Regions from separate parts of the Homo sapiens genome. Here region 1 is linked to region 2. A link is a contact called in ENCODE Hi-C data. All regions are on one chromosome and are shown on one strand. The core of a region is the stretch at or near the end of the contact, and the rest is flanking DNA. Distances in the headings are between cores, read along the strand shown. Region 1 holds the start of CXorf58 (chromosome X open reading frame 58). Region 2 has its middle 160 kb from the start of PTCHD1.

The links. A loop is a pair of places that touch in the nucleus more often than their neighbours do. Pooled maps may share reads with other maps.
Region 1: a pooled map shows a loop between it and region 2 (3-fold over the local background). The contact joins the promoter of CXorf58 here to the enhancer-like site in region 2. A Hi-C loop is called at or near these places in 1 of 168 maps with a recorded cell type or tissue (chondrocyte), 1 of 37 single-sample maps with no recorded cell type and 8 of 50 pooled maps.

What each region holds. Positions count from the first base shown.
Region 1 is chrX:23,903,639-23,910,395 of GRCh38, reverse strand. CXorf58 (chromosome X open reading frame 58) reads right to left here and starts at 2,390. Exons shown (of 9, transcript NM_152761.3): 1 at 2,067-2,390; 2 at 1-113. The coding sequence starts at 93. APOO (apolipoprotein O) reads left to right here and starts at 2,458. Exons shown (of 9, transcript NM_024122.5): 1 at 2,458-2,702. The coding sequence starts at 2,694. RefSeq lists an enhancer at 2,499-2,708 and a silencer at 2,889-3,058.
Region 2 is chrX:23,489,969-23,496,941 of GRCh38, reverse strand. No RefSeq gene overlaps it. Among named protein-coding and RNA genes, the nearest start is that of PTCHD1, 160 kb to the right of the region's middle. Within about 2 kb of position 2,626, at least 2 of the 41 ENCODE cell types and tissues checked have a DNase peak (open chromatin) inside an H3K27ac peak, as active enhancers do.

The DNA of each region.
Region 1 (6,757 bases), core at 1,141-3,640, 410 kb before region 2:
TGCATTTGCGAAATGTACTCTGCGAACTTTTTGTAAGGATCTTGTACCTGATTTCAGAATACCTTTACGTGGTACATTTGAGGAACGATTCATTTTCCCTCCAATGAAGTAATCTGAAAGTACATAAATTAACCCTTTGAGGTCATAATTTATACTATTACACTGTTTGGACAAGACTCAAGTGCCATATGATTGTTGTACTAATTCTGAATCCTTTAAAAAGGAAGGCATTGTGGATCTCTTAAAGTTGCTTACAGTTTACATTCTTTGTGTACTAAAAATATTATATGGTATATGGAAAAGACAAGTAAATCTATCCATAGCCTTCTAACTGGTCTGTCTCCAGTCTTTTTCTCCTCTTATTCATCTTCCACACTACACCTGGAGTTAACTTTTTAACTCAATAATTCAATCTCCTCACTCTCCAGCTGTCTACCAACAAGCTCATTGAGGGCAGGAGGCATCTTGTTAACTACAGAGTCCTCAGTGCCTAGCACAGTGGAGAGTTTTTACATGTTTGTCTAAAAACGTTTTGTCCCAGTTTTATCACCAAATAGCAGTGAGACTTTGGGCAAGTCACTTAACCTCTCAGTGGTTCAGTTCCCTCCTTGGTAAAGTGAGAGGGTATACACTAAATTTCTGATTCCACCTCCAACTTTCTATTCTTTAAAGCAACGAGTTTGGATGCAGTAATGCTCCAATTTGGATGCAGCTCCCAAATTCTTACTCACTGCTTGGTCTCTGTTACTAAACCAGGGGCTCTTTATCATTTCTTTTGGTGCCATGGACCCCTATGGACAGATCTCTTCTAAGAATTGGTTTTAAAACGCATAACATAAAATACATAGGATTACAAGGTGCTCCAATTATATTGAAATCATCAAAATATTTTTTAAAACAAAATTATAGTAAATGTGTCTTCTTAATGCATTAAATGAGCTCTAATAACTACTGTATTTTTGTAGTAACGAGCATAAATATTTCAAGATCCCTGACATGACTGCAATGTAACATGAAAATATCTGTGCTTTCCATTGATGACAAAGTCATCAATGTTAATACTACTGTGGCTTGTTATCTACACTATAATTGAAAGAAACAAAGTTCAGTTAGAGGTTAGTGAAAATGAAGTTGTCATTTTTTCCCCCATACAAGTTCACATACCCCCTGAATTAAGAACTTCTGCCCTAATTTATCAATATGTTTCACATTTTTATGTATGTGTGACGTTACACTGCTGATGCAGAGAGCCTTCTGAGTCTATTCAGTATTTCTCCTTGGGGATGCCTTGGAATATACAATCCTCTTAAGAAAGAGAAAAGCAGCCCTTAACATCTGGGAGCTAAGCTGGGCTTAACTAACACCAAGGCTGGCAGTCACAGCTGGGCCTTGGTGTTACCACTGCTTCCTAACAACACCCGATCCAGAGCAAAGCTCCTGCTTCCTTGAACTCGCCCCAAAATCACCGAACCAAAGCCCAAATCCTATAATAAATCTAACTCTTTTACTGAAATATGTCACTGTGTTCCTACGTGTGCGTTCTCCTTGCAGCAATGAGAAACCCAATTTCTTCAACTACAGGTGTGCCCCTAGTGGTCTTTGGCTGGAGGGCAGTGGCACGTCACTGTACAAATTCTAAATTTTTCCAGATGCTCGCCTGGATGGGGCTTACACTTTTTATAGGATTAGGGCAGAAATACAGAATGAAATAGGAAATACATCCTCATTATGAGACAGTGCAACAATTGTTTTGGCTAGAACACAGGTTTCAAAGGCAGACTAATGGGTTTGGATCCTAGCTTCCCACTTCCTATGTGGTCTTGTACAAATTACTTCTACGTGCCTCAGTTTCTTCATCTATGTATTGGGAATAATAATCATGCCCACCTACTTCCGTTGTTGGAAAGATTAGATGAATGTGAATAAAGAACTTAGATCAGGGCTGCGCATATCAAAGTGCTGTATCAGTGCTTGTTTACTCTTGTTAATAAGATAATTATTGCCATTATCAGTTACTTCTACAAGTATTAAGGGACAAACATTTGATTTCCAGAGAGGAGGCTTACCGCTTGTTTCTTAACGGGAAAAAATAAGGTCAGAGCCTTTTCCGATTAAAGGACACAGCATATTAGTTTAAATTTAAAACCTGAGAAACCTCAAGTCCTTGGTTAAAACCTTTCGTAAGGTAAATCCAGGCCGCCAACCGGCGGCTTCCGGCTGCGAAGCTTTCGAAGCCGCCGGTGGCCCTCCAAGCGCCCCCTCTCGGCAGCCTCTGCTCACAGAAATCCCAGTACACGCCGCTGGGCGCCCAGTCGCCGCTGCAAAGACAGTTTCCCAGCGCCGCGGCAACGCCAGGCGCCTCCCTCCTCGCGCCTCCGCGTACCGTCCACACAGAGCCGGCGCTTTCTTGCCGCCTAGCAACCGCCGGCGCAGGGGCGGAGCCTCCTGGAGGGCGGGGTTTGCGTTCACCCGCTGCCCGGGCGCGACGCGCTGCGGCTCAGCGACGCGGCTTCTAGAACCGGGTGATTGAACTAAACCTTCGCCGCACCGAGTTTGCAGTACGGCCGTCACCCGCACCGCTGCCTGCTTGCGGTTGGAGAAATCAAGGCCCTACCGGGCCTCCGTAGTCACCTCTCTATAGTGGGCGTGGCCGAGGCCGGGGTGACCCTGCCGGAGCCTCCGCTGCCAGCGACATGTTCAAGGTGAGAGCGTGGAGTCGAGTCACAGCTGTCACCGCCCCCTCCCGGCCGCCCGAGCCCTCCCCGCGCTCTCTTGGGGCCTCTCTGCAGCCAGGCCTGGCTCACCCCGAGGCTTTTCCCGCCACTGGGCCGGCTGCGTCCCGGCCCCGCGGTTCATTCACTGGTCTACTGGGGATGAGCGGCTGCCGGGCGGAGGCGGGAGACCCCCGGGTGGGTGGGGGCGGCCCTTTGGGTTGTGCTTTCGTGAATTAAACACTTTGAAAATTTAAAGTGCCTTCCCCCAAAGTACCCATCCCCTCGGCTAGTACCCTCTTGGGATCGTGGGTAGGGTGAGGCCAGCTCAGGGCACTGTGGGGTTCGCGGCTTTAGTTGCCTGGCAGGGTCAGGTTTCAGAACCTGATGTGTGGATGGGGGAGGGTCATTTTAGGAGAAGCTGTGCAGGGTATGGGGGAGGCTGGGGTGGGATGGCTGGGTGACGAGGGAAGCTGGAGCTTTGCTCCACTCCTCAGGGAACATTATTTAATACGGGCCAGTGGACCCCCTTCCCTGCGTTTTGTGAACTCGTGTCCTTTGGAAAAAAATCGACTTTTACGATGAAGACTTAATTTCGAAAATCTGCACTTTAGCATAAAGCCATTATTCTACTTTTTAAAAAGTAAATTATATGTATTTTGTCATAAAAAATCACAGGCTACCAGAAATTAATCTACAAAATTGAGTCTTCAAGAAGCATAGTACCCATAAAATAGTGCTAATGAAATCTCAGAATTGTACTATTCATTTAAAAGTTTTATTGAGCTCTGCAATGTGCTTTGGGTACGTTAATAAAGGCTGTAAAATCAGAACATGCATTCTGCCTTCTAGTCCTGGCATTGCCACTTTCTAGCTGTGTGACCTTGGGCAAGTCACTGTGCCTATCTTCCTTTGGTGAAGTTGGGGTAATAACATCTACCTCATAGGGTTGTTATAAGGAGTAAGTTGGTATGTGTAAAGCACTTGGAAAAGGCCTAGTATTTGCTCTTACTCTGTTTTCAGGCAGCTCACAGTTTAGTCAGGAAGACAGATCCTATAATCAACATTCATTTGATAAATTTGTGTGTTAAACACCTGTTATGTGCTAGGAGCTCAGCTCCATTTCAGGGTTACAACAAGGAAAGATATGCTGTGGCCAGTTTAACTATATGTGTACCAACAGTGTAGTAAAGTAGTAAAAAGGAGAGCAGGATCCACTTGGCTTAACCAGGGGTTCCTAACCTGGGGCCCTCAGCTCCTCAAAGGATCTGCACATAGATTTCAGAGGATCCCTGAACTTTGATGGGGAAAAAACATAACTATTTTTAGCAATCTCCAATTGGAATTGAGCACTTCCTTTAGTTACGCATATGGGTAATGTCTCAGTTATCTATTGTTGGGTAACAAATCACTGCAAACCAGTGCCTTAAAACAAGAATTGTTTCTCAAAATCTGGGTTGGCTGGGCAGTTCTGCTGGTGACTTGACTGAAAGTTGGCTTCACTCCCATGTCTGGGGGCTTGGTGCCCCTCCATGTGCCTAGGTTGGACTTCCTCACTTGGTTACTGACTTCCAAGAGGGCAAGTCCCAAGGCACAAACACAGCATCATGTTTGCTGATGTCAAAACAAGTCACGTAGCCAAGTCCAGAGTTGATATGGTGGGGAACCACACAAGGTCATAGATATGAGTTGGTGCACTTCGCTGGGGGCCATTCATTTTACAAGTTCCTACTGTAACAAATCACAGTAGTATTAGCAGTACCTGTTACCAGTAGAAGTCACAGTACCAGCACAAGTCACAGACATTTTCATATTACATTACAGTTGTTGCAGATGTCAAAATATCACTTATGCTCATTACTACTTCAGAACTATGGTAGTTATAAGACTCACTGCTAGATCTTTTTGTTTAGTGGGCTAGTAAAGAAGCACATACTGCTTATATCAGATATTTGAGTTTAAAAAATAAGATTATTTCAATATAGTTGGGACTTTTTTGTATGCAATTAGAAGCATTATTTTGAGAAGGAGTCTATAGGACTCACTGACGGCCAAAGAGGTCCACGGCAGAAAAAAAGGTAAGGAACCCCTGGGGACTTCAGAGAAGGCTTCACAGACGGGACACTTAAATTTAGTTTTGAGACAGGTAGGAGTTCTTCAGGTAAAAGGGGTGGGGAACATCAGTGGTATTCCATTGGGGGAAGTGCTGGAAGCTCAGTTTTGATGTGTCAAGGGAAAGACATAGTGAGCTGAGATTATTATTATTATTATTATTGTTATCATTATTATTTTTTTCAGACAGAGTCTGGCCCTGTTGTCCGGGCTGGAGTGCAGTGGTGCGATCTTGGCTCACTGCAGCCTCCGCCTCCTGGGTTCAAGTGATTCTCCTGCCTCAGCCTCTGAGTAGCTAGGATTACAGGCGCCCGCCACCACGCCTGGCTAATTTTTTTGTATTTTTAATAAAGACGGAGTTTCACCATGTGTTGGCCAGGCTGGTCTCGAACTCCTGACCTCGTGATTCGCCCGCCTTGGCCTCCCAAAGTGCTGGGATTACAGGTGTGACCCACCGCGCCCGACTGAACTGAGATTATTTCAGGTGAACATGTACTTTGGGTAGAAAAGATCACAACAAACCTTGGAGGACACCAAAATGTAGGAGTAGGCAGAGGAAAGGGGGAGGCCAGACTTGAGAAGCAGAAGTAGGAGCAGAAAAGAGTGATGTTTAGAAAATCGAGGGAGAAAAGTTTCAAGGAGAAATGGCTATGTTAGGATGCTTTCAGCTGGGAAAACCCAACTGCTTAAATAGTAAGGAAAATTCTCTCACAAAGTCCAGAGGAAGAATGGATTCCAGGCTCTGATTCAGTTGGTCAACAGTGTCAGGCCAGGCACGGTGGCTCACGCCTGTAATCCCAGCACTTCGGGAGGCCGAGGCGGGCGGATCACGAGGTCAGGAGATCGAGACCATCCTGGCTAACATGGTGAAACCCTGTCTCTACTAAAAATACAAAAAATTAGCCGGGTGTGTTGGCGGGTGCCTGTAGTCTCAGCTACTCGGGAGGCTGAGGCAGGAGAATGGCAAGAACCCGGGAGGCGGAGGTTGCAGTGAGCTGAGATCGCACCACTGAACTCCAGCCTGGGAGACAGCGAGACTCCGTCCCAAAAAAAAAAAAAAAAAAAAAACCAGTGTCATCAAGGACCCATCTCTTCTTGGGTTTCCACAGTCAGGTTGGTTTCCTTTAGGGTTGCAAGATGACTACTAGTAACATACACACTTTCTCATTCTCTAGAGCAAGAGGAGGAGGAGAGAGAAAAAACTCCCACACTTGGTCCTTCAGTCTGATTGGACCAACTTAGGTCAGTTGTCTGACCCTGTAACAGTTGTCAGAGGAATGCCATGATCTGATTGGCTTAGACTAAACAGGATCAACCCAGGGTGGCGTCACTTAATCACAGGGGAGAGGAATGCATTCATGAACACAATGGAGTTCTTTTAGGAAGGAAGAGGGAGAATAGAGACTGGATATGCAACCAACAATGTCCATGACGGAGATATAAGCTAGATGAGATATGAGTTAGTTACATATCATGAGTCGTGTTCACTGATTTGGGCACTTTGGAAAGCTTTCATGATCCTTATACTTTAGGTTTACTGATGGAAGTGAAGGGTAGATTAACCTGGGTTGGTGACTGAGGGCCAAGTAAGTGGACACTATGATGGTTGATAAGCTTGACTATCAAGGGAAGGAGAGAGAATTTGGTAACTAGAAGGATATGTTCAGTCAAGATTCTAGAGAGAATACCTCAGCTGTGCAAGGGAGAGATATTCCCACCCGAGAGATGGAAGGAAAAGAAAGGTGCGAGAGATTGTAGACCAGTGGTTCTCCATAGAATGGTACGACTCAACAGAATGGTATGTTTTGGAAACTTGTGGGGTTGTTCTTTTTTTCTTTTTTCGTTTTTAACTTTGCAAAAATTATAACTGAAAATGGGGTTGTTCTTTATGTCTTTAGTTGTGTTGAACATTTACATACTGAAATATAATTCAC
Region 2 (6,973 bases), core at 1,377-3,876:
ACTGAGGGACCACATTTTCCTAGCAGTTGGTAGGAAATGAAAACTATTAGCCACATTGAATTTGGTTAGAATTTTATGAGAGCATTTTAGGAATGATGAGTTAATTGGGGGCTAGGAAGGAGGGAGGAATAGAGGGCAGCAACATCTTTTTTTTTTTCCCTCAACTTTGGGACCAAGTGCACTGACTTTCTTTTTTCTTCTTTATCTTCCACTCCTTCTGCTGGTCCTCTTGAGACATTTTTGCCTCAACTTCATCATGGGTGTCTATCTAGTATTTCTCTAATGTTTCCTTTCTTTATCTAAAGCTTTATATACATGGTGAAGGGATTAGATGACACTGAAACTGAAGGGGAAACAAATGTAGAAAATGTCTAGAGAGTGATCTATTACAGATTAATTCTGAAGTAACCATTCCCTCAAGTCTTCTCTGATGTGAATAGTGAATAAAAACAAGTCTGGTTACACATAGTTTTATGTACCTTTCATATAACTTTCAATTTTATGTTAAAAATGTAGCTCTGGCCTTTTTAATTTTTTTTTTTTTTTTTTTTTTTTTTTGCTATTTCCCCCTAAACAGTTGTGTCAAAGTGTTTTTATTAGAATGACTACATGATGTTAAATTAAATATTTTTTCATTTTGAAATAATTTCAGACTTAGCAAAAGTTACAAAAATAATACAAAGAATTCCATTATATCCTTCACTCAGCTTCCACAAATGTTATCACTTCACATAACCACAAGAAATTTATAGTTCTGAAGCTAAATACAGCATCTAGTATATTTCCTTTCCTGGTCTCAAGTGTTTACCGAAGTGGTCAGAGGGAGTGAGACAAACTGAGCCATAGGTTATCTGGACTTGGAGGGTAAATTTATGGCAGATAGATTAGAACTTTTTTTTTCTTTTTTTTTTTTTTGAGACGGAGTTTCGCTCTTGTTGCCCAGGCTGGAGTGCAATGGCGCCATCTCGGCTCACTGCAACCTCCACCCCCTGGGTTCAAGCGATTTTTCTGCCTCAGCCTCCCGAGTAGCTGGGATTACAGGCATGCACCACCATGCCTGGCTAATTGTGTATTTTTAGTAGAGACGAGGTTTCTCCATGTTGGTCAGGCTGGTCTCGAACTCCCGACCTCAGGTGATCCCCCCACCTTGGCCTCCCAAAGTGCTGGGATTACAGGCGTGAGCCACCGCACCCAGCCGAGATAGATTAGACCTTTAAGACAAAAGTGGCCTGAGGACAAATGACTTAAATATGAGTTTTCCCTACTTGTAGAAGTTAAAGGAATATCCAGATGGTAACATTTTGTTTTTAAATACAGTAATTTAAAATGTAATGCAATATTTTAAATTGAGGAGCATAGCTAAATTTTTTATATCACCAGTAATGATTCTGAAAGGGTTATTTACCCTCTATTAATCCCAAGGCAAATAAATAGCATATCCCATTATTCTGGGATGATATGGGCTTGTAGTTCAGAGTAGAGGTTCTGGATTCAGATTTTCTGGGTTTGAATGCCCACTCTGTAAATGTTCTTTAACAGAAAAAAGTTTAGGGGTTTTGTGGAGCAGGCAATTGTCATAAATAGAGCTTTATAGAATCTTAGGGATTTGATCACTGAATATATCTTTATATGTTTCTTGCCCAATTCAGAAAAAAATCAAACAAAAAACTATGATCTTAGGTTGTTTTATTTGGGTCCTTCAGGCTGTGAACTCTTAAGATTTTTAGTGTTCATTGGGTACAGCTATAACTATTGCTTGATTGTTCTTTATGGTATTGAGAGAAGAGAGACAGACCCTCTCATGTTGTTTTATATTGTTTTATACTCAGAAAAGGAAAGAGAAGCAAAACTAAAAGGCAGGTAGTCTGGCGCCTGGGAACCAGACCCGAAACCAAGGAACCAGGCCCGAAACCAGGCCTGGGCCTGCCTGACCTGAGCCTGGTAGTTAAAATTTGACCCCTGACCTAGCAACTGATTTTATCTATAGATTGTAGAAAGACATTGTGAAACTTCCCGGTCTGTTCTGTTTCACTCTGACCACCGGTGCATGCAGCCCCTGTCATGTACTCGCTGCTTGCTCAATGGATCACGACCCTCTCACGTGGACCCCCTTAGAGTTGTTAGCCCTTAAAAGGGACGGGAATTGCTCACTCGAAGATCTCAGCTCTTGATAGAGGAGTCTTGCCGATGCTCCCGGCCAAATAAACCTCTTCCTTCTTTAACTCGATATCTGAGGAGTTTTGTCTGCGGCTTGTCCTGCTACAGTATATATTGTAGTTAGTATAATAAAACTGGAATAGTGCTGAATGTCAGATGAGGGAGGCATTAACCCCACAGAACTACATAGAACATGTTTTCCAACAGAAGGTGGTTATGACTGGAAGAAGCTATGGAAGAAGCATGTTAGGAAGGCAAAAATTATAGCTACCACAGTTTCCTACAGGTATATCCAAGTAGAATGATAAGCTGGAGGGGACCTTCAAGATCTAGACTGAAACCACTTTTGCAAAAATAATAACAGTGAGAAAGTTATGATAGTTCATAGGTCTGATCTAACCAATTCCATCCTGCTTCTAACCTTCAAGCTGCCCTTGTTCATTCCTGGGCACAGGCCAAACTAACTTTGAGAGGAATGTAGTTTATAGTTTAACTTTGATGATAACAGCCCTTTCGCAAAACAAACTCCCTTCTTGCCTGGGGACCAGATTGCCTTTGTAAGACTAACAAATTAGCCACAAGATTTGCAACTTCCCCAATTACTCCTGCAGATAATATCACTATTGTAGAACCTAAGACTGGCCTTTTGAGATATCTTTTCAGGTTTTTCCATTTCTGACCACCGATGGCTCCACCTGGGCCTGCCAGCTGTTCCTGTGGCCCCCATCCAGGAACTGACTCAGCTCAAGAGGACTTCCTGTGATATAATCTCTGACCCAACCAGTCAGAACTCACCACTCCCTTGCCCCCTACCGTCAAACTATGCTTGAAAAACCCTAGTATCTGAGATTAGGAAACTGATTTGAGTAATAATAAAACTCTGGTCTCCCATTCAGTCGGCTCTGCATGAATTAAATTCTTTCTCTATTGCAATTCCTGTGTCTTGATAAATCAGCTCTATTTGGGCAGTGGGCAAAATGAATCCACTGGACAGTTACAAAACCAGTGGGTCACCACCCTGGCTGCAGCTTAGAATCACCTGAGGAGCATTAAGGATGGTCCTTGCTTCAGATGTATCCCAGGGATTTTTGAATGGGGTAGGGCCCAGGCATTAGAAGTTTTAAAAAGATCTCCAGGAATTCTAAGGTGCAGTCAGGATTAAAGACCACTGATATAAACCTATTACAACTTCTCTGAAATGTAGAGACACTAAAACAGCTTGTCCAAGACTATGCAGCTAATACATGGTGGAGCTGGCTCCAGTCCCGGTGCTTTTTCTAATATTCCATGCCTCCTGATTCATTAACTTCTCAAATTTTATCTCCCTCTCCACCTTCCCCATACACAGTCCTACATTTTGACAGGACAAAGCATACAATCTTCTTCTGGGAGTGAAATGGGTGTGTTTTGCCTCCAAGAGGTAAGTTACTTCTTATGGACACACACTTTTCCTCCAAGGGGAGCATATTTTATTTCCCCTACTTCATAGCACCATAGGGGTTTCACAGAGATGTTAAGCAGCAGGAATTCTTTGGGGGATAAAGAAGGCATTGTATTAAAAGGGCATGACAGATCTTTGGAAATACAAAGAGAAAACGAGGTTAGGAGCCTCCTGCATCTTTGAAATTTTAGTTTAAAAATGAATTCTAAGGTCTTGGGGTTTTTCTAGAACATATGACATTTCTGAGATAAAGGTCTTTTTAAAAAATCTACGTTGCAGGACATGTAGGCTTTTTTGAGTTTTAAAGAGCAGTATTACAGAAATATTTGTGAGAAACTGGTAAGGTTTATATGGAGAATGTATACAATTTTTTAAATAAGTTTTTTCCCTTTTTAAAATTAAACAGTATTTCCAACATATAAAAAGAAGAAATATAATGAATATCTGTGTATCTACCTCCAGCTTTTTCCAATCATAACATTTTAATATAATATACTGAAGGAGTGCAGGGATCTTCATCCCCCAATATGGCTCCCTGCTAAAATGAGTAATTTGAATTAAAGGCTCTTAGAGACCAACAGACACTGGAAGAAACTTTTCCCTTATCTGCATAAAAACCAGAAGGACCCACCAAGGAGAACAATTGTTCTTCCTTCCATTCCCTGTTGTCTCATTATTTATTGTGGAAAAGACCAAGAATGTAACCAGGACTGAACAGACCCTCTCACAAAATAGTGTCTATCTCTCAGGCTCATTCAGTTTTCTAAGAGAAACTCTTACAAGTTAATCTCCATTCCTCGATCCACTTATTCTCCCTAGCAAATCACTTATTGCCCCTCAACAGAATTACCTATATTCCCCATCTCCCTGCTCCCCTCTGAAATAATGCTATATAATTATCTGGGCCCTATGAGAGATATTGAGTAATCACTCTGCGATTCTCCCCTGTGCATGCTAATACATTTGTATGCCATTTCTCCTATTAATCTGCCTTTTATCAGTTAATTTTTCAGTGAAATTTCAGAGGTCAAAGGGGGAGTTTTCCCTTAGCCCCTGTAGTAGTATAATATAATATTGTGTATACAAAGTTAAATATACCAAAGTGAAATATATATTATAATGAATACTCATGTAACCTTTATTCAGTTTTAACAATTAGCAACAATTGCCAATCTAATTTTCACCTATCCTCCTCTACCCCTTCTTAAAATTTTGCCAGAATGTTTTTAAAGAAAATCCTAGACATGATGTTGTTCAGTTGTAAATATTTTGGTATGAATTACTGAGATCATTTGTTTCATTCACATGACCATTGTGCTATTGTGACAACCCAATGGGTTCTCCTTTCCTGCTGTCTAGACAGGGCCAATTTATTAATACAGGGGATTGCAATAGAGAAAGTGTTTAATTCACACAGAGCTGGCTGTCCAGGAGACTGGAGACTTATTACTCAAATCAGTCTCCCTGAGAGTTTGAGGATCGGAGTTTTTACGAATAATTTGCTGCATAGGGGACCAGTAAGTTGGGAGTGCTGATAGGTTGGCTCGGAGATGAAATCATAGGGAGTTGATGCTGTCCTCTTACGTTGAGTCAGTTCCTGGGTGGGGGCCACAAGGACTGGTTGGCAGGTCCAGGTGGAGCCATCTGGTTGTCAGAAATGCAAAAACGTGAAAAGACATCTCAAAAGGCCAATCTTAGATTCTACAATAGTGATATTATCTTCAGTAGTAATTGGGAAAGTTGCAAATCTTATGACCTCTGGAATAATTGCTGGTAATTATGTAGAATTCAAGCTCCTCCCATCCTCACTTGGTGGCCTTTCATTAGTTTTACAAGAATATTTTAGTTGTGGGGAAGGACTAATATTTAAACTATAAACTAAATTTCTCCCAAAGTTAGCTTGGCCCATTCCTAGGAATGAGAAAAGACAGCTTCAAGGTTGAAAGCAAGATGGAGTTGGTTAGGTCAGATCTCTTTCACTGTCATAATTTCCTCAGCTATAATTTTTGCAAAGGCAGTTTCACTATTATTGTACCTGAAGAATTAGTAAAATGTTCTTAATATTATCTAATACCCAGACTGTAATTAAAATTTTCCAGTTGTCTTAAAGTTTTTTTGATTTTTTATAGTTGTTTGTTCTGTATAGTAACTCTATCATCAAAATTTTTAAACAGAACCCAAAGAGGAGAGAATAATGCACCCAATGCATTCAATATCTCATCACCCAACTTCAGTATCAGTCAAATGTAGTTTTTAAAGAGTGAAAACCTGATTGCACACCTCCTCTGCTGTATTTGATGTGTTTCAATTCTGAGCATGTTTTTACAAATTTTTATTATATGCAAGTAATATATAGTATAGACAATATATGGTATTATTTGCATGCTTCGAGCCTTACTTGAATTTTATACACATTCTTTAGCAATATGTCTTTACTCGAGATAATATATTTTTAGATTTATTATTTTAATGCTCCTTTCCCCTTCATTTGCTAATTTTTATTAGATTTTTCAGGTTTTATTTGTTCTTTTTCTAGCTTCTTGGGGCATAATGTGAGGTTGTTTATTCGGGCTCTTTCTTGTTGTCAATGTAGGCGTTTATTGCTATTGAAGTAAACCAGAATATTTTACCCCAAAATATCCTTCTTTGGCATATTTCCATATGTCTATTCAGAGGGGCTGCAAACCACAGGAATACTTCTGAAAGGCTGTCTTTTGTGGAGAAGATTTGCATCCGTACAGAAAATCTACATTAGTGAGGTAAACAGCAAGGTAAACAGCTGAGGCAAACAGGCTTTCTCTGAGGCTGACTTATTCTAGGCTAGCAAAAATTAACTTACAGGGAAAGGAGACTAAAGTCTGACACTTTAAAGGTCTGACAGAGAAGCTTTTACCAAAGGCTACCACCTAACATGTCTCCTCAGTGACAAGTGAGGTGCTTAGGAGCAGAGGCAATAGCTTGTTCTCTTTTCTTTTTATTATTTTTAATTTTTATGGGTACATAGTAGGTGTATATATTTGTGGGATACATGAGATATTTTGATACAGACAATGTGTAATAATCACATCAGGGTAAATGGGGTATCCATCACCTCAAGCATTTATCCTTTGTGTTACAAGCAATCCAATTACACTCTTTTAGTTATTTTTAAATGTACAATTAAATTATTGACTGTAGTTACCCTGTTGTGCTAGCAAATACTAGACCTCATTCACTCTTTCTATAGGTTTTGTAACCGTTAATCATCTCCACTTCCCCCTCCCCCTCCCCCCTCCCCTTCCCAGCCTCTGGTAACCATCATTCTACTCTATATCTCCATGAGTTCAATTGTTTTCATTTTTAGCTCCCACAAATAAGTGAGAACATGCAAATCTT